Linked DNA regions of Mus musculus: regions 1, 2, 3, 4, 5 and 7 are each linked to region 6. The links are chromatin loops, found by intact Hi-C in ENCODE. Cell type or tissue: heart. All regions are shown on one strand.

Region 1 (4,000 bases), 140 kb before region 6:
ATAAAGTGAGATTGACCTGGCATCACTCTCTGGCTTACACACACACACAAACACACACACACACACACACACACACACACACACACACACACACAGAGAGAGAGAGAGAGAGAGAGAGAGAGAGAGAGAGAAAGAGAGAACTGCTAAATTTTAGCAGAATTGAAAAATCAACAGAATAATCAAACGTTAATCCAGAAGAATTTGAAAAGATGTAATAAAAATGATAGTTTAGCTGGCTACTTCACAAAGAGCTTAGTTTGACAAAAACTGAACCTTTTTGGAGACATCCACAGTCTCTGAACTTTGGCTACTGGTGAGGACTGGAAGAAACAGGCACTTTCTGGGAACCATGTGAACTGTTGGTGCAGTGTTTCATGACTGCAACATCAGTACCCTTGCCACAGACTGAGAAAGGAGGATTGCCACAAGTTCAAGGCCAGCCTGGACTATCTGGTAAATTCAAGTCTAGCCTGGGCTATAGTATGAAGTTTTAACAACAACAACAAAAACAAACAAACCAGCAAACGGAGGACACCTGCTGGGACTCACAGGAATCTACTCTAAAGAAACAAGCACCGAACCTCTCTCTCTATGCCTGTCTTAGTCACTGTTCTACTGCTGTGAAGAGACACCATGACCAAGGCAACTCTTATATAGGAAAGCATTTGACTGGGACCTTGCTTACAGTTTCAGAGATTTAGTCCATGTCACTATGGCGGGGCCATGACAGCACTCACGGTAATGGAGAAGGAGCTGTGAGCTACATCCTGATCCACAAGCCAAAACACTGGGCGGGGCATGGGCTTTTTGAAACCTCAAAGCCCACCCCCAATGACGTACTTCCTCCCACAAGGCCACACCTCCTAATCATTTTCAACCTATCAAAGAATTCCACTCCCTGGTGACTAAACCTTCAAATATATGAGCCTATGGGGGCCGTTCTTATTCAAACCACACAATGCCCATCAAATTGGTTTTCATGTGCTTGCAATCCCAGAAATTTACAGAGAGAAACTCATGAGAAAAACAATGACATCACTCAGCATTAAACACAGAGGCACAACTTGCAGTAAACAGAGGCAAACTGCTCGGGAACACAAACCCTGAGAAACAGCACACTGGACTGAGAGCTGCCCAGGAGCCAGAGGGCAGTGGGTAGTCGCGGGTCTGAGAGGCCCCTACAGGCCTCTTGTCTGGATGCTTATCCACATGTTCAGAGATTTTCTCGTCGGAGAAATATCATACAATTAGACATGAGTGGGTGAGTTTAATACTACCCAAGGACCCCTGGTGCCAGGCTGGTCAGCGCCCTTTCTAGCTGGTAATTCCCGGTCCTCATTCCCCAGGTCATATCAGCAAGTTCAGTGGATGTGAGCCCGGCTGCAGGACAAATGTCCAGAAGACACCCAGTTCAGTCTCCCACCCAACCAGTAGCCTCTCACAAATGTCCCTCCAGGTGCCCCTGTGTGGGCTTCTGGTTTCCAGGGAGAGTTACACAGGGACAGGTGGAGCACGCCTTGGCCTGTGTATCCAGAGTGACATGCCACATGGCCTGACACACCTGACACACACCCCTCTCCAGAAAACCCTGTTGTTAGGCTGAACTTAGCCCAACACCCACAGAGAGCAATTCCAAGTCAGCTTGCAGAGAAGTGGACCAGTAAAGATGGCACCAGGTTTGCTCTGTTTGGGGATGAGAAACGGTGGCCTAGGAGGCTGGTTTTCTCTGGGGTACCCACCCCTTCCCCTTGCCTGTATCCCTTAGTTTCTGATTCCAGGCCCAGATTCACAATCCCTTCTCAGGTGTGAGGTTCCTAATCAGAGCTCAAATCCAAAGGCCCAGTGGACTGGGGAGGCAAAACGTTGAAGTACCCACAGCCTACTGTAAGTGATGGCCTCCCACCACCAGGAGGCGCTGAAGCTCAAGAAAGACCAGTGGATGCCTCAGACACACTCTATAAGAATTCTGCTAGTCTCTGAATCCCTGTTTACAGGCCCAACCCGGCCCTAATCCCAGCTGCCAAAGTTAACTTGCTAGGAGTTGTACCCCAATTTATCTAGACCAGGCTGGGCAAGATCAGGCCTTCTTCTTGGCCTGCGGAGAGAGGCCTCAGGACTTAGCAGACATGCCCAGCAAGACAACAGACACAAGACTCAATTCCATCCTGACTGCATCCCAGTCACCCAGGCTTGGCTGGGGCAGATCATGGTACCCTTTATAGGCAGGCATATATTTAAGCTATACCGCTGCCTGCTTTGAGAGTTACAGCAGGCAGTAAGTGGCTCCAGGCCCCCAACTGTTCCCTCTATTTGGAGCCTCCTTGATGATCCCAGAATTTGAGCTCTCCAGGCCGGATGCTAAGAATGAGTGAAGTATGACACATGAACACACAAAATCCAGGCTTCTCAGGTGGTCTTGACTGGCCAGTGTGGGCCCCAATTTACTGCTTTAGCATGCCCATCAAGGCTTCAGAAAATATGTGCGGAATCCCGCAGCCTGAGAAAGCACACTGGATGCCAGCCTTGGGCAGAGTGATTCTGAGTTCCCTTAGGCACTGGGCTCTTTCAGTGTCCCTTGGGGCTCCAAAAAGGTTGGTGGATCCTGTGTGTCCTTCCAGGGTGGCTTTTTAGAGTTCAGAGGTTCCATGGGCTGTGAACTCACCTCTAGGTCTCAGTCATCCACCGAGCAAGATGAGACCAAAGGACAGATAGGGGAGCACTCAGGAGAATGAAGGGCCACAGATGCAGCATACAGGGACACAGCCCAACCTGCATCACTGAGTCTGTACACGCTTGGCCTCACTCTGTCTCCCCCTAGCCCTCTTAGGCCCCGTGCTGTAGGCTATGTGTCCAGACAGAGCTCCAGCCCAGGATAAGGCTGGCACATAGCCATCAGGATAAGGCTGGGTCTCAGGGACAGCTCTGGGAAGGCAGCTGAGGGGAGAGGGCTGAGGCCTAGTCACATCATGATCAGGGTCTACCCCTTGACTTTAGCTCTTCCCTTGAGAGGATTCTCTGACAAGGTCATGCCTGGTTGGTTCTAGTTGGGGTTGCCTTTAAGGACAGCAGAGCAGCCTCTGCTGCCGGCAGCCCTAGCTACTAGCCTGGCAGTCCTGGTGTGATCATGGTTCCTGGTGGTGCAGAGGTCACAGGCTGGTCTCAGTGTCTCCCTGTGCCACCCTCTCTGGCCCTCAGGAGTCCCCTGCTCTATAGCCAGTGTTAGGTTGAGTTTCCTTACAGCCCATAGCAGACGGAAAACTTCTCACTTAGTCTCAGAATGAGCGTACGCTGTTTAAACAGGAATACGTAGCATCGCCACAAAGGAAACATATCACAGGAAAAAAATGAAAGCAATCTGAAGACAGTGCTCTCTCCACGAGGACATCCATTATGCTCCCAGTGTCTCAGTGGTAGGAAGAGGCCAGGGCTTCACTGAGACAGAGCCACGGTCCTGCCAACATTGCTATAACTTGCTGTGCCAACCAGCGGCAGAAGGGCACCTGGATGGGGCAGAAATCAGCAGTGGGTGGTGCAGTGGGTGGGAGCTGGGTGCCTCAATGTCCTTCTTGCCTCTGCTTCTTCTTTCTCCTGGTGTGAAGTGGGGACATCAGCTGGCCCTAAGCCAGCTCCACTGGGGGTGTCCGCAGCCCAGAACCCCCAGGGACACCTACCTTTTCAAATGGCACCCATCTTAGGCCCACTGTGTCCAAGAAGGTCCTGCTCCAGACTCACCCTCATGGATCTAAAACACCCCCATCCTATCTGCACTCCTGCTCCCCCAATCCACTCCATCCCTTCTCTTCCCACTGCCTCCTCCTCAAGGAAGCCTTCCCATGTTTCTCCATCAGCAGCCTTCTTCCCAAGAGCATCTTTCTAGGCTCCTCGCCCTATCATGGCCCCCTTCTCTCCTTCCTGCAGGGCCTGTTCAGGCCAGACCCTAAAGCCAAGAGGACAGAAGCACGTGCTGGCCGTGAAAGAGGCCTGCTGGGGGCAGGTCAGG
Region 2 (4,000 bases), 310 kb before region 6:
TTTCCACAAAGTCATAATCGCCCATCAGCCAGTAGGTGTCACAAATCAAACACAACCAAGCAGGCCTTCCAGCTTCTCAGAGAGGCTAAAATAGAACACCAGACAGCTCCGGATGGTGGTGGGTGCAGACTCTCCTACACTGCCAGTGTGAGCAAGACAGTCCAGCTGCTCTGTAAAGGACGTCTAGCAGTTTCTTATTGAGTTGTAAAACTAGACATATATTCATGTACAACTCCAGATACCTCCATCTATATGGCTGTTCCTTTCACAATCTCTCAAAGCTGGAAATAGTCCCATGTCCTACAGTGTGTTATTTGCTGAGCCAGCTGAACCCACAAGTGAGCTGTCTGGACACAGGATGGCGTAGGTGGGTCTTATGTCCCCACATGCTCATTGCCCATTTGGGCATCTTCTTAGGTTCCCAGAAAAAGCCAAAGCACTTTTCATCAGTCCCTGCCAGAGCCTGTGAACTCAGGCGTGGATGGTCCTTTCCCAGTTCCTGGGCAACATAGACCAAACCAAACCTATAAAATAATCATGGCTATAACAAGTCCTTCATCCTTCATACAGTCATAGGTATAGAATCAAGGAGGCCAAGCTCTTGGCATTGCCTGGGAAGAGTGAGAGGTTTGTGTGGCCACCTGGCAGGAAGGTGCTTTTTGCCCATAGTGGAAAGACTTTTGCTGTGTTCATGGCTGCCTGCACTGTTTGCCTCTGTTAGATGGTCTATTACGTTACAAGAGAAATTATTTTTATTAATTAATTTGGTTTAATGACAATCTCACAGTATATATATATATATATATATATATATATTTCTGATTACTCCCTGCCCCCATTCTTTCTTCTCTTTCCCCCAGCCCATCAGCTCACCTCCTCCTCCTCAGATCCCTTCCCCACATGCATGACTTTAAGTTTTATTTTTCTGACCCATCTGGTTTAACACAGACCATCTGTGTAAGCGCTGGATTACACCTATTCAATGGAACTGGGTGGGGTCACCAGTGTGTTAACAGCTGAAGCCACTGACTCTCTCTCTCTGAATCCATAAGGAGCGAATAGTTCACCAGTGATGGGCAGAGCCCCCTGGGCCCCTCCTCTGCCCACTGCTGTCTGTTGACAAACCCATTATCATGCAGATCCAGCACAGGTATCCACACCTCCCTGAGTTCATGATTCAGAGGGCTCAGTCTTGCCCAGAACGGCTCATCACTCACTGTCCTTGTCCTTATCTTCCAGCTTTTGCATTCTTTCTGTCCTTTCTTCAACAATGCTCCCTGAGTTGTGGAGGGGGCGCTTTCAATGTCTTCTTCAGGGTTGGCTGCTCATCCGTCATTTATCCTCAGTGCCTTGGGCAGCGGTGAGTCTGCATTTACCACTGTTTGATGGAAAGTAGCATCTGTCAGACTTCCAGCGATGCCGACAAACCGTGTCTTAGCCCATTGCTGCAACAAGCCACCTGGAGCTGCGTAATGTATAAGGAAAAGAGATTGCTTAGGGGAATATCACAGCAGTCGGAGAAGTTATAAAGATCAAGGGCCCCATCCGTGTCAGGAGAGGGCAAGTGTATCCCTCAGCAAAAGTGCACGTGAGGTTAAGAGCAGGCACGTGGGAAGAGTGTGCAAGTGTGTGGGGAGCCAGGCTCAGCTTTCTGACACTCTCAAACCAACCAACTAACCAACCAAGACAGTCCTAGAGGAAGAACTTAGGCCCACCTGAAACAGCCTGTTGGAAGGACTCCACCCCATGCTCTCAGTACCGCCCACACAGCCCCCATCTCCCACTCCACCTGAGGCATGAGGCCTCAACATGATGGGGGGAAACCATATTCACCCTCAGCAGGACCTTACTCCCACATGGGCATCCTCCTTCACCAGACCAGATTCCCACTGGCCACACAGCTTGGTTCTTGGCCACTGCTGGAGTCAGTGGGAAGACCACACGGGGCTCTTGCTTATCACCCCCTCGACTACCCCTGCCCCCAACCACTGCTCATCAGTCTCTAGAAACTTCCTTCTTCCATCTGCAGTCTCATCAGCTGGTTGCTGGAAGAACCTCCTGAGAGCTGCTTCCTGGACACTGCCCATGTGGGGACAGGATTGTCAGTCCCTCTGGTACTCGGCCACGGAAGAAAAACACAGGTCCACTATCCTGGTAGCCATTCCTGTTCATTCCAGAACTCTCTGGGAATTCATCTTAGAGGTTTACCCAGCCTTTATTGGAATTTCAAATTTTCAGATTATTTTATGCCGACCAGAACTAGAGGCAGTGTCTAGGTCGGTAGCACTCTGGATATCCTGACAAGAGGCCCTGTCATTACAGCACACTTTTTTTTTTTTTTTTTTTTTTTAAATCCCAAATTCCAGCGTCTACCACTGGGTGGCGGCCGCGGACTTCAGCTGGGAGCTGTTTTCAAAGCAGGGGCTGGAGATATTCCCAGAATTCTTGTGCTCATCACCACAGGATTCCCAAGACACTGAGGGACCACTGCATTTCCTTTGGCAAGTCAGCAGTAGCCCGCTTCTGTTCATACCCCACACGTGGCCTTCCCTCGGGGGTTCTCTTGGGCAGGTGAGGTCCATATGCCCAGGGATGGGAGCTGCTCCTCCACGGGGCTCTTCCAGGTGGACAGCCAGCCACAGTAGCAGCATCAAGAGCGTCAAGGGGGATGTTCACTATGTGAGTATGTAGGTTAGCATCCTTTCTCCCAGCCCCAGCTTGATCTCCACTCTCTGCTAGTACCGCAACAGTAATTTAGTGTTTTATCGCAAGCAAAGCTTGTGCAAGGTCTATATCCTCCCCAACCAAATAACAGAATCTGGTGAGATCAGACAACCCATGGCAGTAGGTTGGCATCCTCTCGTCATGGAGGAAGATTGCAATAAAGAAAATAGATTTCAGGCCGCCCCTCGGCACGTGGCCCTGCCTCTACACGTTGCTGCTCTTTGACTACTCTGGGTGTCCAGCTCATCCGTCTTTACCCAGGCTATTTGTGCTACAGAGCGATAATCGGTTCATAAGCACCCCAGCTTCTAATGTGTTAATTAAAAGTCATTGTTCCCGTTTTCCCAATCAGCTGTCCTTTGCTGTCTCAAATGAATGATCTGTGCAGGCTGGGGCAGTTCTATAAGCTCCCACAAATGCATCTAGTTAATATCCATTAAAGTGAACTGACCCACAAGCCAGGCCAGGCAAGCTGCCCCTGGTCAGACCTGACCGCCTCCCCCACAATGCACTGAGTGTGTCGGTGTCACACAAAACTACAGCACTTCACTTTCATCTAAACCACATGTTTACCCTGACCGCTCTTCCTTCATTTCTATTTTCAGGGCTTTGGTGTTCTCAGTAACAAGCTGCAGTTGTTATTAATGGCTGCTGCCTTATTGACACCATCACAAGAGGTTTAATTTTTATCTTCCCTGTCTCGGGCCATAGCTCAGTTTTATTTCACAGTGCGTCTGTGCTCACTGACGTCATTCGATTCACCCGTTGGATGGCTGACTCCTGGGTGGCCCCCACATGGATGTCACGTCATTTGAGAGTAAACACTGATGCTCCGATCCTTTTGGTTCTCTCTCGGTGTCTTCGTTTCCCTTGGCTTATTAAGCACGATGACCTTTGGCACGCTGTCAAGTACAATGGGGTGGGGTTAGCATGTACCATTAAGAGACTCTCAGCCCGAGCATGGCAAACACGGCTCTGGCAGGCCTTGCCCTTCTCCCCCATTCCCTCTGCCTTGCTAAAAACTATTAGTTTTTACATTACCGAAGCTATATTCCTGAAGCTGGTCACCGAGGTCTAGTTCCTTATTTGGCCACTTGCTCCTCTTGAGGCTGACTCTCTGGGTAGAGCTATCTGAGTATTGAAGTCCAGAAATCAAAAGCCCCCTTTTAGCTCACCTAATTAACACGCTCAATTAAAATTAAACACCTCATCCTAACACAGGGGTTTCCTCCATTTTCTTTATTAACCGTCTCTCTCTACCCAGAGGAAGTCCTTG
Region 3 (4,000 bases), 61 kb after region 6:
GTATCCTAGCATGTGTATCCTAGCATGTGTATCCTAGCATGTGCATGGCCCTGGGCTCCACTCCAGCACTGCCAAAAGTATTTAAAATTATGGTGACAGGCACGACACAGTGAAAATAATATCCCCAAATTTATATAACTTTATTAACATTAAAATTAGACGTTGGGTCATAAAACAGTGAAGAGGGTTTTTGTTTATTTTATTTTTTTTCATTTATTCGTTTTTGAGACTGAGTCTCTATATATAGCTCTGGCTGTCCTTGAGCTTGCTATATAGACCAGGCTAGCTTTCAATTCATAGAGATATACCTGCCTCTGCCTCCCAAGTGCTGGGACTAAACCTGGTCTGAAGCGATTATTTTTGAAAAAGGGTACATCAGCTTATTATAATAAAAGGGCATAAAACAAATACCAGGGACATGTAATGAATCTAAAAAAATCTACCTATAAAAGAAATAACATGGTCTCAGAGTAATAAAGCTGAAACTGTAAGGAGTCATTTTAAATTTCTTCAATGGTGCTGAGACATTCTAACTTACCAAGTTCAACCACCGGCAGAGTCAACAGACAAAAGGATAATAAATAAAAAACAAAAACTTTATATTCAACTTAAAATAATACAAACAGCAAACGTCTGTGAGTCAGGAAGATACTGTGGTCAGTCAGCAGCTGTTGAAATGCACTTGGGAGTTGGCCTTGGCCCTCTGCACAGAGGTTACAGTTTTGTAGCCTGGTCTTCTTGTGGGACTCCTAACAGTGAGATCAGGGGCTGCCTCTGATTCTTTTGCCTGTTTTAGGTACCCTTTCCTTCGGGGTCACCTCCTCTAGCCTCAGTATGAGGGGAGGTACCTAGGCTTACTGAAACTTGATTTGCAATGGTTAATTGCTATCCATGGAAGATCCACCTTTTTCTGAAGAGAAATGGAGGAGGAATGAATGGGGGAAGTCAGAGGGGAGGTGGGGAGTGAGGGACTTGGGGAAACAAACTGTGGTCATGCGGTCTTCAGGATGGAGAGAGAGGTGGGGGGGAGAGAGGAGAGGAGAGGAGAGGAGGGGAGGGGAGGGGAGGGGAGGGGAGGGGAGGGGAGGGGAGGAGAGGGGAGGGGAGGGGAGGAGAGGAGAGGAATTTATTTAGAAAAAACAAAAGTTAGCCTTGTGTGGATGAGAGGTTCAGCAGATAGAGACTTGCTATGCAAACCTACTGTCCAGAAGTCCATTCTGCAAACCAATGTAAACGTGGAACCAACTCCACAAAGTTGTTCTCTGACCTCCACATGAACAAACAGGTTTTAGAAAAAAGAAGAAGAAGACTATAAAGTTGGTAGGCATGTAGATAATAGCCTGTAACCCCAGCTATTTGGGAAGCTGGGCAGGAAGATTGCAAAGTTGAGACCTGCCTGGGTTACCCAGTGAGTTCAAGGCTAGACTCTGCGGTTTGATCAGACGCTATCTCAAAATAAGTAAAAGGGGGGGGGGGGGCTGGGAGTGTAGCAGGGATCACAAGGATGCAGACTGCCACCCTGCATCCATTGGTCAGGACAAACATCAGAGAAGGGAAGCACCCCAACACATGGCCCTCAGACTACACTTACAAGTTTTCCCAGAGAAACGAAAACCACGCATTTACTGTTTACATGAACACACAAAATCCAACTAAACGTGTGTGCATAGCGGCTTTATTCACAGTCGACCCAAACAGGAAACAGTCTAAAGCTCTTTCAGTTAAGCTGTGGTGATTCCACATCACAGAGACTTCAATAACCAAAGAAACAACAGGCACATGGGCTATGGAGCTGGATCTGCCTTGCAGGCCAAGAGGAAGACACAGAATGGCTCTGCAGGGCGCCACCTTGTGGCCCTCTCAAGCAAAGGCCCAATTACAGGCAGCAGGGCAGCCATGGCTAACTGGAGGGAACACTTACTACAAAGGCATGGGGCCCAGATATGGGGGAGGGAGTCATTCAGTACCCAGAGCACACAAACCTACACTCATTGAAACTTTCAAAACTTTCTAATATATGATTGCATATAATTGTGAAGTATATGTATATATAAATTAAGGGGTGGGGAAAAAGGCAAATTTTAAATAATATGTATAAGAAAGAGCTATTTCATATATTAAAAATAAGTATTCATGGTACATTTTTTTGGTTTGTTTTTTGAGACAGGGTTTCTCTGTGTAGCCCTGGCTGTCCTGGAATTCACTTTGTAGACCAGGCTGGCCTCAAACTCAGAAATCTGCCTGCCTCTGCCTCCCGAGTGCTGGGATTAAAGGTGTGCGCCACCACGCCCGGCACATTCTCATTTTTTTATTTAGATCCTTATTATTAGTATTATAGTCACTAAAATGAGAAAGCTACCTCTGTTTTAACTTTCCCAAAGCCTGAATATCTTTTTCTCTAGTGTCCTAGATAATAGCTGCACCCACTCCTCACCTAAACACACAGAGGCCCCTCCAGACATACACACACTGTGGTACTATCCTCCCATGAGCACACAGCGCCCCACTCCTCATATATGTGTTCACACAGCAGCCTCTCCCCTCATATAAACACATGGCAACCCTGCCCCTCGAGTGAACACACAGCAGCCAGACCCTCGTGAACACATGGGCAGTCCCGCCTATCATGTGATCACGGCATCTCCTCACCTGGAATAACATTGTTTTTGTGTGCATGGTCCCGTAGCCTTCTCGTTGGCTGAGATAAAACGTGCCTGTGAAGCTGGAGCCATCCGGCCACGTGTAGGTGCCCAGGCCATGGAAATGGTCCCGGTAAAACTGCCCATGGTAGGCCTATGGAGAGGAGAGGTCCATGAGCCTCCTATCGAAGAGGGGGTATTACCTTTGTAGGTGACTGCTAAGCCAGGCTACAACACCTGGCTGAATGAGGACTACAAGGCTGTGATAGGCCTCTTGGGAACCCAGACACAAGACTTCTTTTAGTCCAGGTAGCCAATGTGATAACTGGCATTGGTCACTCAGAATACCCAGAGAGGTCTCCAGGCAGCCAGCCCACGAGTTCACCTTCCCTACCCTCTGCTGTGGGTTGGACTAGCTTGGGAAGTTCAGAACTGCATAGAGCTGCTGCCAGGCCAGCACCCACTCTAGGTTTGGCAGAGCTCTCCCCTCCTAGGAGTCCTGACCCCACCCTATGAGCTCTCTATCAGGTAACAGAGGCCAAGCTGGCTGGAGGATGCTTGCTGGTAGGGGGACCCTGAGCCTGGCTGAGAACAAAGTAGGGTCGATTTATGATGACTCCTCAGTACTGGGTCCATTGTGAGCCTCTGCTCGTCCTTGTCCTGCCTGAGCCCTTCAAGTAAGTATGTCAGGTGAGTATATCAAAGGACATGGGAGAGAGAAGGAAGGTGTTACCAATCCCCCAGGCTCTGTACTTGTCCTGTATGCTGTTAGGTGGCATCTCCATCCTCAGAAGATGCTGGGCCAGGAGCCCTTAGCTATGGTATGTAAAGAAGCCATGAACAATGGGCAAATGAGAAGCCAGATGAAGACTTGAGACACAAACACTCGAGCATCACCATCAACATGGAGTCCCAAACTGGCTCCTGATACCCATGTCTTCCAGGACTGCTGGGGGCTCCCATTCTGGGTCTTAGAGGACTCATGCCCTTATTCCTATCTTGACACCTCAATTCTCCTCAGACCCCATCTGTGGTGGTTTGAATAGGTTTGGCTCCCATAGATCCATGTGTTTGAATGCTAGGCCATAGGGGGTGACATTATTAGGAGGTGTGACCTGTTGGAGGAAGTTTGTTACTGTGTAGGCAGGCTTTGAGGTCCCCTAAGCTCAAGATATGCCCAATGTGACAGTCTCCTTCTGGCTGCATTTGGATCAAGATGTAGAACTCTAGGCTCCTCCAGCATCAAGTCTGCCTGCATCCTGCCATGCTTCCCTCCATGATGATAATGGACTGAATCTCTGAAACTGTAACTCAGCCCTAGTTAAATGTTTGCCTTTATAAAAGTTGCCTTGGTCATGATA
Region 4 (4,000 bases), 61 kb before region 6:
AGCGCTGAAGGCCAAGCGCAGAAGACATACAAGCGCCACTGCTGTTGGCGCGGAACCCTCGCAAAGCCCTCAACTTTACTACCATGTGAGCTAGTTTTATGTCAACTTCACACAGGTTAGAGTCATTGTGGAGGAGGGAACTTCAATTGAGAAAAATTTTTCCCACCAGATTGGCCTGTGGGCAAGCCTGTGGTGTGTTTTCATGGTGGATGATTGATGTGGAGGGCCCAGCTCACTGTGAGCAGTGCCACCATTGAGCTGGGTGGTCTTGGGTGTTATAAGAAGGCAGGCTGAGCAAGCCATGAGGAAAAAACAGCAAGTAGCACTGCAGCTATGGCTTCTGCATCAGCTTCTGCCTCCAGGTCCCTGCCCTAGTTGAGTTCCTGCCCTAGGGTGCCTCTGTGATATGATGTCACCCAGAAGAACAAGATGAAACAAACCGTTTCCTCTCCGTCTTGCCTTTGGTTGTGGTGTTTTGTTTGTTTGCTTGCTTTTGTTTTATCGCAGCGATAGAAATCCTAAGCCAACTTCTACCTATAGTTTTGTTTGCTTTCTATAGTAGATCCTCCAATTTAGCTTGGGGCCACTCAAATACGTTCATGCTATTTAAGGGACCACTGCTTGAGACTTTCACCAACCCCCAGAGGAAACGGTGCTGATATCTGATGACAGCAGGGCTTGAGGGTCAGAAGACACATACCAAGTCTGAGCCAATTAGGAAGTGACTGACTCTCAGGGATGAAAGTTCTAGGAGGACCCTGAGCAGCAGGTGTTGCTGATACAGGACTCCTGGATACCTGATATTCTGTTCCATCACCAGTCTATAGCTGCTCCAACTGGAAATTCAAAGTTATCTCTCAGACCTTGCCATACCAGCAACAGGACACCCACCACTGGGCACTGACAATGTGGTGAGTCTTCCCAGGGACACCTGATTTTGATGATCCAATAAGAAATGTCTCATCTCCGAGTCATCCTTTCGGATTGATTGATTACATACAGAAATGATACTATTTGTATCCCTTCAAGCCACTGTGCTGGTTCCCCGTGTCGGACTCTGTTTGAGCAGCAGTGGGAACTGGTGCTGATGAGGCTATCTGTGTCCATGAGGTCACCTAAGTTGATGATGCAGGTCTGGGTTCAAAGGGCAAGGTGACTGAGCAGGACCTGCAGGCTGTCTCAGCCACCCACAGGATGACATAGGAAACGTCTTTGGCTTCCACGTCAGAATAGGCAAGAACTCAAATGTGTTCCTGGTCTGATACATTTGTTTCAAATTACAGTGGTTAAAAAAGAAGTCTCGGAGGCGATGGCCTGTTCATGGTAGCTTACCACTGCAAACATTTTTGCTAAAACAGTCACTTCAAGAAAAAAAAAAAAAAACTACAGTAGTAAAGATGACTCTGGTAACTGCACACGAGCCTGATTCTCCCTTATCCTGTCTGTAGACAGGCCCTGTCATCACGGGCCACTATTTGCAAGACATTATGTCAAGCGCCTCTCATTGGCCATCATGTGCAAATGGTTTGCTTCTTGTTAAAATCCAATCCTGGTTTGGGTTTCTCTCGGCAAAGCTCTTGATGAGGACAGGCTGCGTCTGTTTTGAGTCTGTTTTGTGTCTGGTTTGTGTCAGCTGCATCCCTTACTAAAATCAGCTCCTTCTGTGTCCCAGTGAGCCTGAATGTCTGCCATGGTCTTTTGTGGCCTGGTCACATGAGATGGCTGAGCATGCTGGCCAGCAGTGTCAGTGAGCAAGTCCCATGTCCAGCCCAGGGAACCAGAGGCCAGATGCCATTCTTAGCAAGACGCAGCTACCACAGGGCCATCCCTGTGGTAGCGGGAGGTGGCATCGGCTCTCTGCCTCTAGGATCTTCGGCTCCTTTGAAGTACCAGTCTGAGACGGAGTGAAAAGGATTTGCATCAAATGCGATCTAAGGGCATGTCACTCCTCGGGTCTCTAGTCTGTGCGGCTCTGTGGCTGTTAAATTCAGACAGGCCTTATCAACGATAAAAGGCTGGTCTGGGGGTGGGATTAGTAATCAGGCACGCTCAACTCTTCAGGAGAGCCTAGGCTTTTATTCCTGGGAGTCTCCCTCTTTTTATAAATGCTTAAGGAGAGCGCATGAACTTCCCAGTGCAGCTGGCTTCCAGATGATCCAGGGAAGCAGACAGCACCACTGGGAAGTGACAGTGTGGGCCTCCTTGGGACTAATGTGGTGAGCACCTTCATGATGAGGGACAGTGGGATGGAAGCTCATGGAGTAGAGAGTCTGCTGGCAAGGGAGGTATGTAAGCAAGGCTGATACCCTGGGGATCCCGTGGGCAGGACTGCAGATAGGGTTGCATGTGAGCTGAGCAGTCAGCAAAGTCACTCAGCCCTTCTGCTTTAGGTCGGGTGACCTGTCTCACGGATGCCTAACTGGTGGGCAGCCTTCTCAGGGGTCAAGAATGAAAGGCAACGTCGTTTAAAGAAAAGCCTGGGTGCCAAGACCCATCTATACATCTTACCATTTGTTTCTCTGCCACTGCCCTGCTCAGTATTGCAAGCAGATGGTGCAAACACCTAGCCAGGAAGCTGCACCTCTGTGTCCCAACCTAGGGCAGTTTCACATCAGCGTGACTGCTTGGCTGCAAGTCTTTTGAAAGTGGCTTCAGAGCTAAGTGTCCCCACTTTATTTTTTCATTAATTTATTTATTTATTCACTTTACGTCCCAATATCCGCACCCCCTTCTCCCAGTCCCTTCTCACACAGCTCCTCCCCCATCCTCTCCTAAGAATGGGGAAATCAGAATGGGGAGATCCCCTGGGTATCGCTCCACCCTGGCACATCAAGTCACTGCAAGGCTAGGCACATCCTCTCCCACCATGGCCAGAAAAGCAGCCCAGTTATGAGAATGGGATCCACAGACAGGCAACAGATTTAGTGGCCCTAGGGGGGGACCTTCATGAAGAAGGCTAAGCTGCACATTGGCTACATATGTGCGGGGACCTGGTCCAGCTGATGCTTGCTCTTTGGTTGGTGGTTCAGTCTCTGGGAGCCCCCAGGGTCCAGGTTAGTTGACTCTGCTGGTCTTCCTGTGGCGTCCCTTCTCAACATTTGTGATGGTCTCTTCTCTCTCTAAGCTCTTCTTGTTTTGTTTTGTTGGCAAGTTTTTTTGGTTTGCCAGGGTGTGGTTTTATTTTGTTTTGGTTTCTTTGAAACAGATCAAAGCATTTGGAAAGGGGTTTTCCAGCGGTCACTGTTGTAATCACCTGGGTCTCTGTGTGTTATGCATTCCCCTGTGACTCTTAGGGAGCCAGACGCCCAAGGCATATGGGTACACACACACACACACACACACACACACACACACACACACACACCAGACAGGACCAGCCTCTGGCTCTAAATCCAAGCATACTGGTCCCATCCCTGGGACCCTCGCAATAGCAACAGTGCTCTCCTGACAGTCAAAGCTGAGACAGTGCCCTAGTGGAGCATTCCTGGGCTAATAAGAACCCCACAGTCTCCTTGTGGGTGTCGGTGGTGAGCTCTGTGTCCACCCAGTATCAGACTTGTCCTCCAGGAAGATTCAAATCAAGTCCTCTGCCACTCACCAGCCAAGCTGCCCCAGGAAGCGGCTTCGTAGTGTCATAAAGGGCAGCTAGAGATACACAGAAGTTGCAGATAAACAAAGAATTCATTGACAGATCTCTTTCAGGGAATCACAAGCTGCGTTTCCGAATGATAAGGCTTTTAGCTCTGAGCCTGGAGAACCAGAGGCTCAGGATTCTAAGCTTTCAGAGCCAGGTCGGGTTGCTGGCTGCAAGGACTCAAGGCTGAGAATCGCTGCCTAGGGCTTAGAACACCACCAGCCAGATCCGGTTACAGCTCTGGAGGTTTGGATAAGGACCCTCAGCGCTCAGACGCTCAGACGTCTCTCGTGAGCTCTTCTGGACTGCTGGAGCCGCAGCCTGCGGGCTCACCTCCTGTCTCTGGTTCTTACAGGCTCGTGTGCT
Region 5 (4,000 bases), 91 kb before region 6:
GTCTCTCTCTGTCTCTCTCTGTCTCTGTCTCTGTCTCTGTCTCTCTCTCTCTCTCTCTCTCTCTCTCTCTCACACACACACACACACACACACACACACACACACACACACGAAAAGTCATGTCTTAAGTCAAACATATAAGAAATATCCAGTTAACACTGTCATGTAAGCTGAGCCCAGGCTGAACAACCTCACCAGGGCCACAAGGCCCCTAACAGCCTAGAGCAGGCCATAAGTTATGCCGCAGCTGCAGCTGCTAGATAGGAGACTTGAGGCCTGGACAGGTGGAACTTGTAGATGAGCCTGCCTCAGAGTGACCCTGGCCAGTCTCCACAACACCGCGAACCTTATTTATACAGTGAGCTGGGGTGCAGGGATATTTGGGTAAGTGAAAAGAAGCGGGAAACTGTAGTTCTTTTCCAGTTCAAAAATTTTTTGTAAACTAAAGAATCTGTGTCTATAGCAAAATTCAAAGGAGAAGTGCTAAAATGTCATGTGTGTTAGAGGTGACAGAGCAAGGTGCCACTGTCTCTCCACCATGATTAACTCCAACCCATCTGCCTGCTCCAGATTTCCTACAAAGACCTCAAACATCTGCCTAGCCTCTGCTTTATGGCCATAGCACTGTGACAAGGCTTCAGGGGCCCTCGAGATGAACCTCGTGAGAGGACATGTTGTTAAGTCTGTGTGTCAAGCAGCACGAAGCCTATTAAGAAGCAACTGAGACACAGACTCACCCTCATTGGCTGGCCTGGGGTGGGGAGCCACTTTTCCCAGGCCCGTCCTGCTCCTGAGACCCATGGCCCAACTGAAATATCCCAAGTCCAGGACAGGATGTTATGCTAAAGCTGGCAACACCCACCAAGAAATGGAGGTGCAGCCTCACATTAGAGGAGACTGTGGAGGAAGCCTAGCAGTGACCAAGAAGCAGAAATAAGCCTTTTACTTGCCCAAATGTCCCTGCACCCAAGTTTCACTATATAAATAAGGTTTGCGGATGGGCTGGGTCAGGAATGAGTCTGGGCCTTCAATGCAGAAGAAAGAGCAGACAGGGAAGACACTTCACATACAAGCGTGAACCCAAGCAGGCAAGAGTATGTGGCACCCTAGACTGTTAGAGAATCTGCTGCCTCCCAGTTCAGACAGAGGGCTGGCTGTTTAGCATAGGGCATCCATCCCAGGCACAGAAGGAAACTGGCCAGCCAGTGGCTAACCCTAGGCCTTGAGAAATGAAGATAGACACTCCTGCTCTGCAGCCTCAGCATGTCTTGCTCTCCTTCGTCCTTTCACCAGAATCAGGAGCTTATGTGGAATCACTCCCCCACTCTGGTCTAGGTCACCTTGTGAATTAACATGGCGGGAGCTTGAACCTCAAGCCAAGGCTCCGCCTGCTTCATTGAGAGGGACCAGAGGAGCAACTCCAGGCCTGTGCACTGACCTGTAAGGAAAGAGCTTATGCCAACAGTGTCAACCCTGGGGCGTTTGGCAAGCACTAGAAATGTAGGAGTTCCTTATTTTTATTTTTAGACATTTACCAATAGTGGCCAACGGGATAAGCAAGTTTACCAGTATAAGACAAGTCACCTTCCTCTTTTTATGCAATTTGTGTCTTCATTCAGCACCCTTAGTACCTGGCATGACAGCTTTACCAGACATACATGCTACTCCCCAGAGATCAGCCATCTGAGATCCCCGAACGCAAGTGTGTCAGGTTCCTGCAGGGAGAGTAAAGGCTGCTGACCAGGAGGCTGGAGGTCAAGGGTCTGTCGGAACAGAATCCCATTGGACACAAAGCTTCAGGGATCTCCGTCTGCTTCCCTCTGCCTGGGAAGGCAGGGAATGGCCAGGAAGAATAATGGGCAGTCGGGAAGCTAGGACCAGGAGGAAATAAATCCCTGCTGGAATCCACCATCTAAGCATTAAGACAGTCTTTCACATTTTGCTGAAACCAGGTCTATAGTTCAGTGTGCCTCTGTCCCTCAGTTGTCCTCTACCTCGTTGGGTATTCAAGTGCATACACAGCCTGGTGCTCATGGGAATGATCTGTGGCTTCTATTGTCCTTGGATCAGCTCCATAGTCCTTGCTCCATTAGAGGGCAGCATTCAGTGGACCAGTTCCATGGCCTTGTACCAGTGCAGCTCAGCATTCCATAGGCCAGTTCCATTGCCTTATACCAGCCCAGCTCAGCATCCCATGGACCAGTTCCATTGCCTTATACCAGCCCAGCTCAGCATCCCATGGACCAGTTCCATTGCCTTATACCAGCCCAGCTCAGCATCCCATGGACCAGTTCCATTGCCTTATACCAGCCCAGTTAAGCATCCCATGGACCAGTTTTATTACCCAGCCCTCACTACAGAGTCCTCTCTTTGCTCACTTTGAGCCATAGCTGAATCTGTCTGCTGGAACCAGCTGTTTCACGTAAACCCTGCCTCTTTGTTTATCCGTATGTAATGACCTCACTCCCTTGTTCAGCTGTATGCAATCCTTCATCTCTCTTCAACCCTATGTAATAAACACACTGAGTTTTTGAGGTCCTGTTCTATGGCTTCTCCATCAGAGACTCCAGTAAACCTGAAGCCTGTGTGTCTGTCTGGCACTTCTTCAGTCCTTTACTGCCCCAGTCGTGCCTGTCCCTGAAACCGTGCAGGATGTAATGGAGATCAAACTATATTTAATAAGACTTTGTGTTTAGCAGACCTTTTTCTCTAGAATGAGCAAAATGAAACTTTGACTTCACAAAAGGTAGCAGGTAAAACTATGGTAATGATAACTGTCAAGCTCACAATCAAAGATTAGCACTATGAAAACCCCACCTTGTGCACACGAGACCTTCCTGTGGGCTGGTGTGTTGATAAGATGTCCCAGCGCTGGTGAGGCCACAAAGGAAGGGAGACCCAAGTGTTTCCCAAATGTCCAAAGGGCAACTGTACAAAAATCCATTCAAAGACAGAGTTCTGGATTGTCATTTAACAAACAAGGAAAAATGTTCAGTCTTTAATGTACCTCCATAATCTCCTTTGAACTAACGAAGATCCTAATGTGTCAGGTTTTAGTTAATTTCAAACAACAGCATCCCCAGTTATCGACAAATTCCACTGAACTCTCCTCCCACCTTCTGTGTGAAGCCAAGGTTTGTCGTGGACACATCCTGACCACTGATGGGATGTAGAAGCAGCTAGAAAAATCACGATGGCTAGCAAGCCCAACACTGGACAGATCTGAAAACTGCTTTTAGGGGAAAAAATTAGGAACATCAAGATGGCTCAGCAGCTACAGGCACCTGCGACCAAGACAACTGGGACCCACACAGTGGAGGGAGAAAACCAATGCCAGCCAGTTGTTTTCTGACCCGTACCTACATGTTGCACTGCGGATACAAACACTCACGTCCACACAAAATAATAAATAACCTTTTAAATCGTGCAACTTTTCTCTTTACATTTGGAAAATATTTATATTCCTCATCAGAATTCATTATCTGTGTTGAAGTGTAATGAGTTTGCCCTGGTTAACTTTTGTTTGTTTCTTTGGTTAGTTGTTTTGTTTGTTTGTTTGTTTGTTTTATTGGTTATTTTATTTATTTGTATTTCAAATGTTGTCCCCCTTCCCAGTTTCCCCTCCACAAACCCCCATCCCATGCCTTCTCTCCCTGCCTCTATGAGGGTGCTCCCCCACCCACTCCCACCTCACCGCCCTAGCATCCTCCTACTCTGGGGCATCAAGCCTGCACAGGACCAAGGGCCTCCCCTCCCACTGATGCCAGATAAGGCCATTCTCTGCTACATATGGGCTGGAGCCATGAGTCCCTCCATGTGTACTCTTTAATGAATTAGCAAAACATAATTAACATTTTTCTGTCCTCTAACCTCCAGCGTAGTAGCTCCGACAACTCCCACCCTTACACAAGCAGGGGCCTGGCAGTGACCTGGAGATCAGCTGAGAACTGCTGATCTCAAACCATGAATCACTGGTTGGAAGCCAGCAGATAATTGTGTC
Region 6 (4,000 bases):
TGGGACGGTCTATTGGGTCGCATATCCCGGTTGCAGTGGGCTAGGAACTTCTCTATGCGGATCTCTCCCAGAGGCGTCAAGGGTTCTGCTTAGGAATTTACGCGGATCCACAGCAGGAGCCGCCTAGGTGGGATTTATGGGGGAGATCCTACACTTCAAGCCTGGGTTCTAAGGAAATGTGAGCCCGCTGCGCGATTCAGGGGACCCCAGGGCTCGAGGGGATTCCTACCTAGGAACTTGTGCCCGCCAGCGCCCCTATCCTAGCACACTCGTGGTCTGACCGGGCGCTCCGGGCCGCCTGGAGCTGCGAGCCCAGCTGCAGGTGGTCGGCGTCTTGGATCCCGCCCAGGGGCCTTGTCATCTCTTTGTAAGAAGAGCGGCCCTCCTGGCGGCGGCCTCGGCCCTGCAGCTGCTGAGAGCAGCCCTTCCCCTCCCTTCCCTTCCCTGCTGCCTCAGGAGCTCTGGGAACCGAATCTTTATGAGCTTGGAGTGCCTATGCAATGTCCCAAGGACCTCCCAAGCCCCAGGCTTTGCTCTTAAATGTGTGGGGAGCTTTCCTGGATAAGTGTAACACCAGGGCCTTGGTGAGCAGGGAATTCCTGCTGTGGGATTCTTCTGAAACTGAGGGGGCTTGCAGACTAGAGACCAAACTCAACTGGTGTCGTAGGCACTCTGAATGAGGAAAGTAAGAGTATTGCCCAGAGGGGTGGCCTGTGGCCCCAACTTGCTTGGGAATGGCAGTAGATAGCCAGCCATGGAGAACCCTGTTTCTGGGGAGAGACAGAACCCACAAGACACATTGTGTGGCCTGAGTCTCTTGACTATCTCCCTCTCAAATGCCCTCAGAACAGGCCTTTCTATGCCTCTCTCTACATACAGCCCTGCCATTGCCAAAGCCACCTCCTACAGTTCTCTGGGCACTGTCACCCGGTGCCTGGCAGCAGCAGGTATAGTTTGGTTGGTACCCTGCTCACTCTACCCACCTCCAAACACACAGAAATAGGAACATATACCCTGACATCCTTGTGTATCTCTTATCCCTGCCAGACGTACCCTGCTCCGCACACATACCAGCCTGAGGCCTTCCAGCCTACATCTTACCTTGGCATGGATATGCCACCCATCTTAATGCCTTCTTGGAGACCTTCTTGAGCTTGTACCCACCCACAGCTACTGTGCCCGAGTAGGCAGGGACTGGCAATGTAGGCAGTGACAAGGGCAGTGAGAGGGCAAAATAAAGAAGCAGAGGTGTGGTCCTTCCAGAGAGCCTGGTTCTTACTACCCTGCAGTTGGGGAATGTGGGGGATTAGGAACAAGACAAGCAAAAGGCTTTGATGTCTGTGAGGACAGCCGTAGATGCCCATCCAGCTGGGGTGTGTAGGCACCCTGCAGAATTACAGCAGTCATACTGGTTGGGGCCCAGTGTTTGTTCAGAGACACCCTATTTATTGACATGCAAGGCTGGGGCCTATGTTTTCCCATCATCCCTATTGGTGCACCTCAGAACTGGTGCCACACTTTTCTGGAACCCCATGGGCTGCACCTCACAGCCCTCAGAGTGGGAGAATACCTCCAAGCCCCAGGGCACTAAAGAGAGTATTAGCATGTGGAGTGAGAAACAGGGTGACCTCCTAAGATAGCAGTAGCCCAAAGGGCAGCCAAGCTCAGGGTCCTGTCTGGTTCTGTGCCACCAGACCTGGACTCTGAGGACCAGGCGCCCTCTGGTGGCCCCTAATGGCGCAGTCCTCCCTGGAGCTCCTATGTAATCCCTTAGTTCCAAAGAGCTCCTACTTATAAGAAATATGGGAATACCCCAGGAGATAGGTGCCTGCTGAGGTTCAACTGGAGTCATTGGGTGATTAGGAGAGAGGAAGAGTGGCTCATGGGCAAATGGATGTCCTTTCCTGCCCCTGAGTCTTAGGGACCAGAAATAGCGGGAGACTTCCCTTTTATCAAACAGTACTATATGTAAGAGGCTGGCTCCTCACCGAAGGCACTGCTTAGTTTTCTGGATGGCCTTTCCAGGCAGCAGTGATGACAGCTGTCCCATTCTGTAGAGGAGAACTAGCCAGGGGCGGCCGCCACTACAGTGGTATCCTCCTTCTGTGCCAGGGCCCTGCCGGGGAGCAAGGTCTAGGTGAGGTTGCTAGGAGCCCACTGCTGAATCACAGCCATGGGCAAGCAAGTCTCTCTTAGCTGGCAGGACTGTTCTGGGCTATGTTCCTAAGTATACCCTCTGTAGTTAGCTCTATACCAGGGTTTTCCATTTGGATTCTAGGGTCAGAGACTACCCCTGCCTGGTCTCTGTTGTCAACACAAAGTCCATCCAGGCCACTGGCCACAACCAAGTAGGTTCTCTATAAACAACTGCAGATGAACACGTGTTTCTTGGCAGCTGTACCGCAGCCTGGAGGTGGAAGGTGGAGATGGCCTTAGCAGAGCGCACACAGCCCTCCTTAGGGTCCCCAGCCTGGGCAGAGTAGGGGCTGGGCATCAGAAGAACTTAAAACTATCAAGCTTCTATGTCCTAAAATCACAGTGTTCCTGTCTGCCTGCCAGCTAAGGTGGGCACCTCATACCAAAACCCCACAATGACTATTCACTAAGCTCCCAGCAGGACTCTAAGTCTCTATGTGAGCTTTGGCCTTCTGTACAGTAGTTCGGAATCCAAGGTCCTCTTGTTCCTGTATGCCCTTTCCACCTCTTAGGAGTTGTCTGACTTTCTGTAGAAGCCAACTAAGGTCTGTGGCTCTCAGAAGTCACTGGCACATTCGCCACCCTGGACTGAAAGTATCTGCGTGCCCTATTCTGCCCAGGAAGAGACACCCCTGTGTGGCTCAGCCTGAAGCCTGGGGTGGTCCTCATACCCTAGTGTGCTGCTTAGAGCTTGACTTTCATCATCCCCAGCACAACGGTCGTCGGGCTTACGTGTACCCAAGGGAGCCATGTTCCAGCACGGCCGTCTGCGTGATGCAATGACCTGGGTCCTTGCTGTAGCACTGCGGCTCTCGTGCTGGACAGGCCATCCTGTTTCTCCATGGAAACTTCCTCTCTTGGGCTCCAGAGGCTTTCTGCAGAGTCAGCACATACTGCACAGGTGATAGTGTCCATCAGCTGAGAGGGTTCCTGATGAACTGGCTCCAAAGAGGCATTTTCACAACTACCCCGGGAGCACTGGGTGAGAGGGACTGTGTGAGCCACTGGAGAGAAGAGGACATCAAGGCCAGAGAGGCCACATACCGTTCTTAGGGCATTGTCTGACAAATGCCAAAGCCTGTGCTGGCAGCTATTCCTCAGTAAAGCCGGAGCAGACCTCCTTTCTAAGGCTCTGTGTTCTGGAAGCGTCACACTGTCTCAGCTTGGAGACCTGAAGTAGGATTTTGCAGTGCAGGTTTTGTGGGCCTTCCCTAGCTCTAGACATATAACAGGGGTGACCCAAAGTGTGCAAAGAGGTATCGTGACTGCCTCCTGTGGGCCGAGGACAGAACCTCAGATTGTCAATAACAACAGAGAGGCAAACTGATCTTGATGAGACTAGGTCCCAAAAGAATAGTAGGCAGACGCCCTGTACACAGGGCTAGCCAAGGAATATGGTAGGGGCTCTGACAATGATAGTGACACTAGAATACTAGTGCAAGTCTCTACTGACAGGCCTACTCTCACCTCACCCGCCAAAGTACTGGGGCTTTACTGTCATGTATGCCAGCCAAGCAACGGGATGCACTTTAGAGCCAGGTAGGTTCAGCCAGTGTACGAACACACCTCCATTTATACCATGGGTCCTGTAGTCCAGCTGTCACTTGCAGGGACAGGTGGACTCTTTCTTAAACAAGACTGTCCTCTTCAGGCTGGGTCAAGAGGGATTTCAGGGTCTTTGCTATGTCAGAACATAGGCAGAGCCTCCACCCCCACCCCGCCCCTGAAGTTCAAGCCTCTGTCCAGCCCTGACCTACCCTGACTGTGGGCACAGTCATGTGGTGTTGGATGCTACCCATGTCCT
Region 7 (4,000 bases), 190 kb before region 6:
ATGGCTGAACAGGTAGAAGTGCTTGCTGCTAAACCGAGTTCGATCCCCACATCTCACATGCTGGAAGGAGAGAACGAACTCCCACAAGTTGTTCTCTGACCTACACATACACACCTGGAACACACTGCAAACACATACACAATAAGTAAATGTCATTTTTTTTAATGGTAAATGCCTTCCCCAGGGCCCTTGCATTCCTACATTTGATGGGAATCCCAAAACACTGGATTCCATCCTTTAATAATTGCTAGGATTCCTTCTAAAATTCAATGCTTGAGGGCAGGGAAGAGTTCGAATTCTCAAAAGCTCCCAAAGGTCGGGCCCAGGAACAATACCATATAGGATGGGCAAACTTGAAACCTGCCCAGTGACTGCTCAGAAGCCTGCATGATATCCAGTGCATAATATCCCGCCCCACACAGAAACTCGGAGGGAACCTCCAAGGTCTTAACAGTCTGTCTGCTTGGATTCAAGAGATGCTTAGATGTATAAGGCCACTCTGCTGGACAGAGGCCCCTTGTTATCTCCCGTGGCAGTCAGCTTGAAAAGGACCCTGTGGTAACGAACGCCAGGATTGGGAATGAGTCAGAGGTATCTGGCGCCCCCTGCTGTCCATCCATGGACACCACATCTGACTAATAATTACTCCTTGAGCCTCGCAGATGCCCCTGCCTGTACTCTGAAATGCTAGCGCAACCCAAATTCATTCTCCTAGAAGGCAGAGCCCAGAGTAGCTTACCATCATCCATTGAGCTGTCCCAACATGGACACAGGCAGGTGCTCATAATTTAAAGTCTCAAGGCCACAGTTCATCGTGCCAGTGTGTTTTCCTGCATTCTTCTCTGCCACGGAATGGTCCGCCTGTGTTTTGCACTGTTCATACATCCCCGAGCCCCGCAAAGCCTCGGAAGTGGCTTATAACTGATCCTAGAGTCACTTCCTGTTTCCTGGACCGTGGCCAGCATAAGTACTGGGGTGTAGGGGGTGATGGCTCACAGTCTGCCTTCTCCTCACATCTCCCAGACTGACATCTGCCCTAAGTCCTCCGTCCCAGATGGCAGCATTGCCCTCCCGCTTGTGCCTGCAGAGTACCCGGGTGTCCCAGGGACTGAGCAGTACCTCACTGACAGGGCTGGAGTCTTCTGGCTGGATTCAAACCCAAGGAGAGTGGCGTCATGTGACCACACAGAGCTGGGATTCAGAGGTTCTAGAAGTCATGCTGCCCCTTGTCCCTCTAAACATGCCCTGGTAGACACATTTCCTTTGGGAAGTGCCATCCCTGCTCCTACAAAGGAGGGGGGCGCAGACTTCTAATGTCACCCATGTTTGTCCTCAAACACACACATCCCTATCGGACTTTTAAAGAGCTTAACTAAACATGTTACCTTGGACATGAAAAGGGAGAATTCTGGGAGCGTGTTGAGCTGACTTGGCAAAGCCTGTCAAGGTGGAAGTCCCTCCACGCCACCACAGCTGATGCGGGTGTGGCAGCTTTAACAGGAAATCTAGAAGGGCCTGGGGTGAGACAGCCGGTCCCAGGCTGCTTGGAGAACAGGCTCAGAGCTTGGAGTGGAATGTTTCTGAGATGGCCTCCAGGGGGCGCCATGCTCACAGGCTCCTGTGCAGCTGGCCCACAGGACAGGGTTTGTGTTCTGGAATAATCAAAGTCTCCTTCCATGTCATAAGACTGACCGCATACGGATCTGAAGCTGAAATGTGAAAGCATGTGATCACCTTCTTTTAAAATACCTCGTTCTTTTCCTGAACTGACCATAGACTCTCTGAAAAGGTCCCAGGTCAACCCCGGCGAGTACCCCTTCAGAAACCACGAAGAATTGACCTGGATTGGGATGAGATGGGGTTGGGGGGTCCTAGGGACTCCAGTGTGGCTGAAAGAAATACAGGACGCATGGTTACATTTGAATTTCAAGCGACCAGCTTTTCTAGCGGAAGTTTCATGTCTCAAACATCTCCAGGGATCTGTCCCCCAACCCACCCACCCCCAAATATTCACTTTAGGTGAAACACTCATCTTCCCAACACCATATGCACACACAGGTGTGTACACACTTACAATGTGCACAGACAAGCAGGTGTCTATTGCTGTCATCCCATAGAGTATGGGAAGAGGCGGGCTGCTTTGGAGGCTGAGCCTGGGATCAGAAGGCAGGAGCAAGATAGGTGTGGCGCTACCTGAGGCCACCATCTGGAATCAATACTGCACCCCCAATACGCACAGAGAGCATCTGGGTTCCTGGGGGCTAATGGATCCAGAAACCAGCCCAGGCAGAACTGAAAGATCTTGCTGAGGCCAAGGATCCAGGGATTGCTATAGGCCCTGCCCTGACTGCAGGAAGCTCCACTGGTGGCTTCTCGGTGACATAAAGGGTTAACTGAACCACTGAGCCAGGCATCTCACTGGGAAGTTGCCTGGTTCACCACAGCTGCCTCCCTGAGAGGTGGAGTACATACCCTTCCCAGCAAGGAATATTTAGCTTGTGGTCATTTGCGACCCCCAACAGAAGGATGGGTCTCACATGGCCCATGGTTTTTTGTTTGTTTGTTTGTTTGTTTTTTCTCACAGGATTCTTTGTCATCTGCATTTCTCTGCATCATGGGAAAAGATTCCCAGGAACCCAGGAAGGGCTGGTGTTGACCCTGGGCTGTGAAGGATGTCATCTGAGCTTTTCCCACAAGGGCTTCACCACGTCGGACATGCTGACACAAGCCGAAGGATCTGCCTTGGACTCCAGTCAGGGGACAGGATACCAGAGACACAGGTCAGCAGCAACAGGAGTGACATCAATCCAGTGCCATACAGGCCCATTTACTTAGAAGAAGCCCTTGGGCAGACGTGACTCTCTCACCTCAGACCACTGCAGAGTTCTGATCTCTGCTCGCCGTAACACAGCCTTTCCCCCAGTTCCTTTGAACTGAAAGTGACTTGTCTGTCATGTTTCTAATACCACAGGGAGGGTTAAATGTTATGTCTCTAGGACTTGATATCGTAGGCTACAGAGCTCCCAGAACCAGCCAGGCCCTGTGGCATGGGCTAGAGGGGTGCAGGGAAGGACCCGCTAGCTCAGTTTCCAGCCTAGGAGGAACGTAAATGGGTTATCCTGTTTCTGGGAGAATGTTTTTCTGTCAGCAGAGGTGGTGTGGATGATGGGTTATCACCCAGTTCGAGTGCCCCGAACACCAGTTTCTGGACTGCAATTCATTGCCTTTCTCGCATGCATGCCTGGCTGGTTTTGTGTCAACTTGATATAAGCTAGGGTCATCAGAGAGAAAGGAGCCTCAGTTGAGGAAATGCCTCTAAGACATCCAGCTGTAGAGCATTTTCTTAATTAGTGACTGATAGAGGAAGGCCAGCCCATTGTGGGTGGGGTCATTCCTGGGCTGGTGGTCCTAGGTTCTATGAGAATGCAGGTTGAGCAAGCTAGTAAGCAGCATCCCTTCATGGCCTCTCAATCAGCTCCTGCCCCCAGGTTCCTGCCCTGCTCCAGTTCCTGTCCTGACTTCTCTCAGTGAAGGACTACAACCTGGAAGTGTAAACCAAATGAACTCTTTCCTCCCCAACTTGCTTGTGGTCATAGTTTTGTTGCAGCAATAGAAACCCGGACTAAGACACCTGGTTACCTCTCCAGGGTCACAGTATGGACCCTTTCCGGGTGCTGAGTGTTCCTGGTTCAGGACCTCAGTTTTTAACCAAAGCCACACCTAGCCATGCCTGCTCTCAGGTGGGATTTTCTTTGTGGTTGCCTTCAGAAAGGGCACTTGATTGAGGCACATTTCCCTTTCTTTGTCCCCCTTGGAGGAAGGGCTGCTAGGCCCAGAATGTGACTGTCTGGAGGAGGGACACAAATGCATCTGACTACAGAACAAGGAGTGGGTAGCCAGCACTACCAGACTGCAGGCTCAGCCCTTTGTGGTCCCCACCTGGTGAAACAGACAGGCCATGGTGTGCTTTGGGGCAGGGAGGGTTTCTTTCCTTGGGTGA

What was found. A loop is a pair of places that touch in the nucleus more often than their neighbours do. Peaks named below come from ENCODE experiments on the same cell type or tissue, not always from the same donor. Only the 100,000 strongest peaks of a DNase experiment are listed, where the experiment ranks them.
Region 1: it touches region 6 in a loop (12-fold over the local background); 29 of 42 quality-filtered maps call a loop at or near these places.
Region 2: a loop joins it to region 6, with 4 times the contacts of the local background. A loop is called at or near these places in 8 of 42 quality-filtered maps.
Region 3: it touches region 6 in a loop (2.1-fold over the local background); 19 of 42 quality-filtered maps call a loop at or near these places.
Region 4: it touches region 6 in a loop (10-fold over the local background); 7 of 42 quality-filtered maps call a loop at or near these places.
Region 5: it touches region 6 in a loop (5-fold over the local background); 3 of 42 quality-filtered maps call a loop at or near these places.
Region 7: it touches region 6 in a loop (9-fold over the local background); 19 of 42 quality-filtered maps call a loop at or near these places.

The regions. Positions count from the first base shown.
Region 1 is chr1:92,695,130-92,699,129 of GRCm38, forward strand. No RefSeq gene overlaps it. Among named protein-coding and RNA genes, the nearest start is that of Gm29483, 34 kb to the right of the region's middle. In heart, a CTCF peak has its summit at 1,898 (motif pointing right); a DNase peak (open chromatin) is centred at 1,970; H3K4me3 peaks cover 104 bases; H3K27ac peaks cover 1,695 bases; H3K27me3 peaks cover 410 bases.
Region 2 is chr1:92,519,110-92,523,109 of GRCm38, forward strand. No RefSeq gene overlaps it. Among named protein-coding and RNA genes, the nearest start is that of Olfr1414, 2.6 kb to the left of the region's middle. In heart, a CTCF peak has its summit at 2,378 (motif pointing right); no DNase peak of the experiment used is centred here; H3K27me3 peaks cover 1,249 bases.
Region 3 is chr1:92,893,420-92,897,419 of GRCm38, forward strand. It overlaps Ankmy1 (ankyrin repeat and MYND domain containing 1), which reads right to left. Exons shown (of 18, transcript NM_001347091.1): 4 at 2,650-2,793. Among named protein-coding and RNA genes, the nearest start is that of Ankmy1, 7.5 kb to the right of the region's middle. In heart, a CTCF peak has its summit at 1,856 (motif pointing left); a DNase peak (open chromatin) is centred at 1,853; H3K27me3 peaks cover 994 bases.
Region 4 is chr1:92,771,007-92,775,006 of GRCm38, forward strand. No RefSeq gene overlaps it. Among named protein-coding and RNA genes, the nearest start is that of Gm36102, 21 kb to the left of the region's middle. In heart, no CTCF peak of the experiment used is centred here; a DNase peak (open chromatin) is centred at 1,695; H3K4me3 peaks cover 705 bases; H3K27ac peaks cover 1,415 bases; H3K27me3 peaks cover 1,773 bases.
Region 5 is chr1:92,740,994-92,744,993 of GRCm38, forward strand. No RefSeq gene overlaps it. Among named protein-coding and RNA genes, the nearest start is that of Gm36102, 9.2 kb to the right of the region's middle. In heart, a CTCF peak has its summit at 2,091 (motif pointing right); a DNase peak (open chromatin) is centred at 2,108; H3K27ac peaks cover 316 bases; H3K27me3 peaks cover 549 bases.
Region 6 is chr1:92,832,466-92,836,465 of GRCm38, forward strand. All of the region lies in intron 1 of Gpc1 (glypican 1), which reads left to right. Gm29481 (a long non-coding RNA gene) reads right to left here. Exons shown (of 3, transcript XR_003947946.1): 1 at 230-4,000. Among named protein-coding and RNA genes, the nearest start is that of Gpc1, 2.8 kb to the left of the region's middle. In heart, CTCF peaks have their summits at 380 and 1,727 (motif pointing left); DNase peaks (open chromatin) are centred at 276, 1,746 and 2,357; H3K4me3 peaks cover 1,008 bases; H3K27ac peaks cover 1,014 bases; H3K27me3 peaks cover 3,121 bases.
Region 7 is chr1:92,647,366-92,651,365 of GRCm38, forward strand. It overlaps Otos (otospiralin), which reads right to left and starts at 1,476. Exons shown (of 5, transcript NM_153114.2): 1 at 1,386-1,476. In heart, CTCF peaks have their summits at 603 (motif pointing left) and 1,595 (motif pointing right); a DNase peak (open chromatin) is centred at 1,586; H3K27me3 peaks cover 2,378 bases.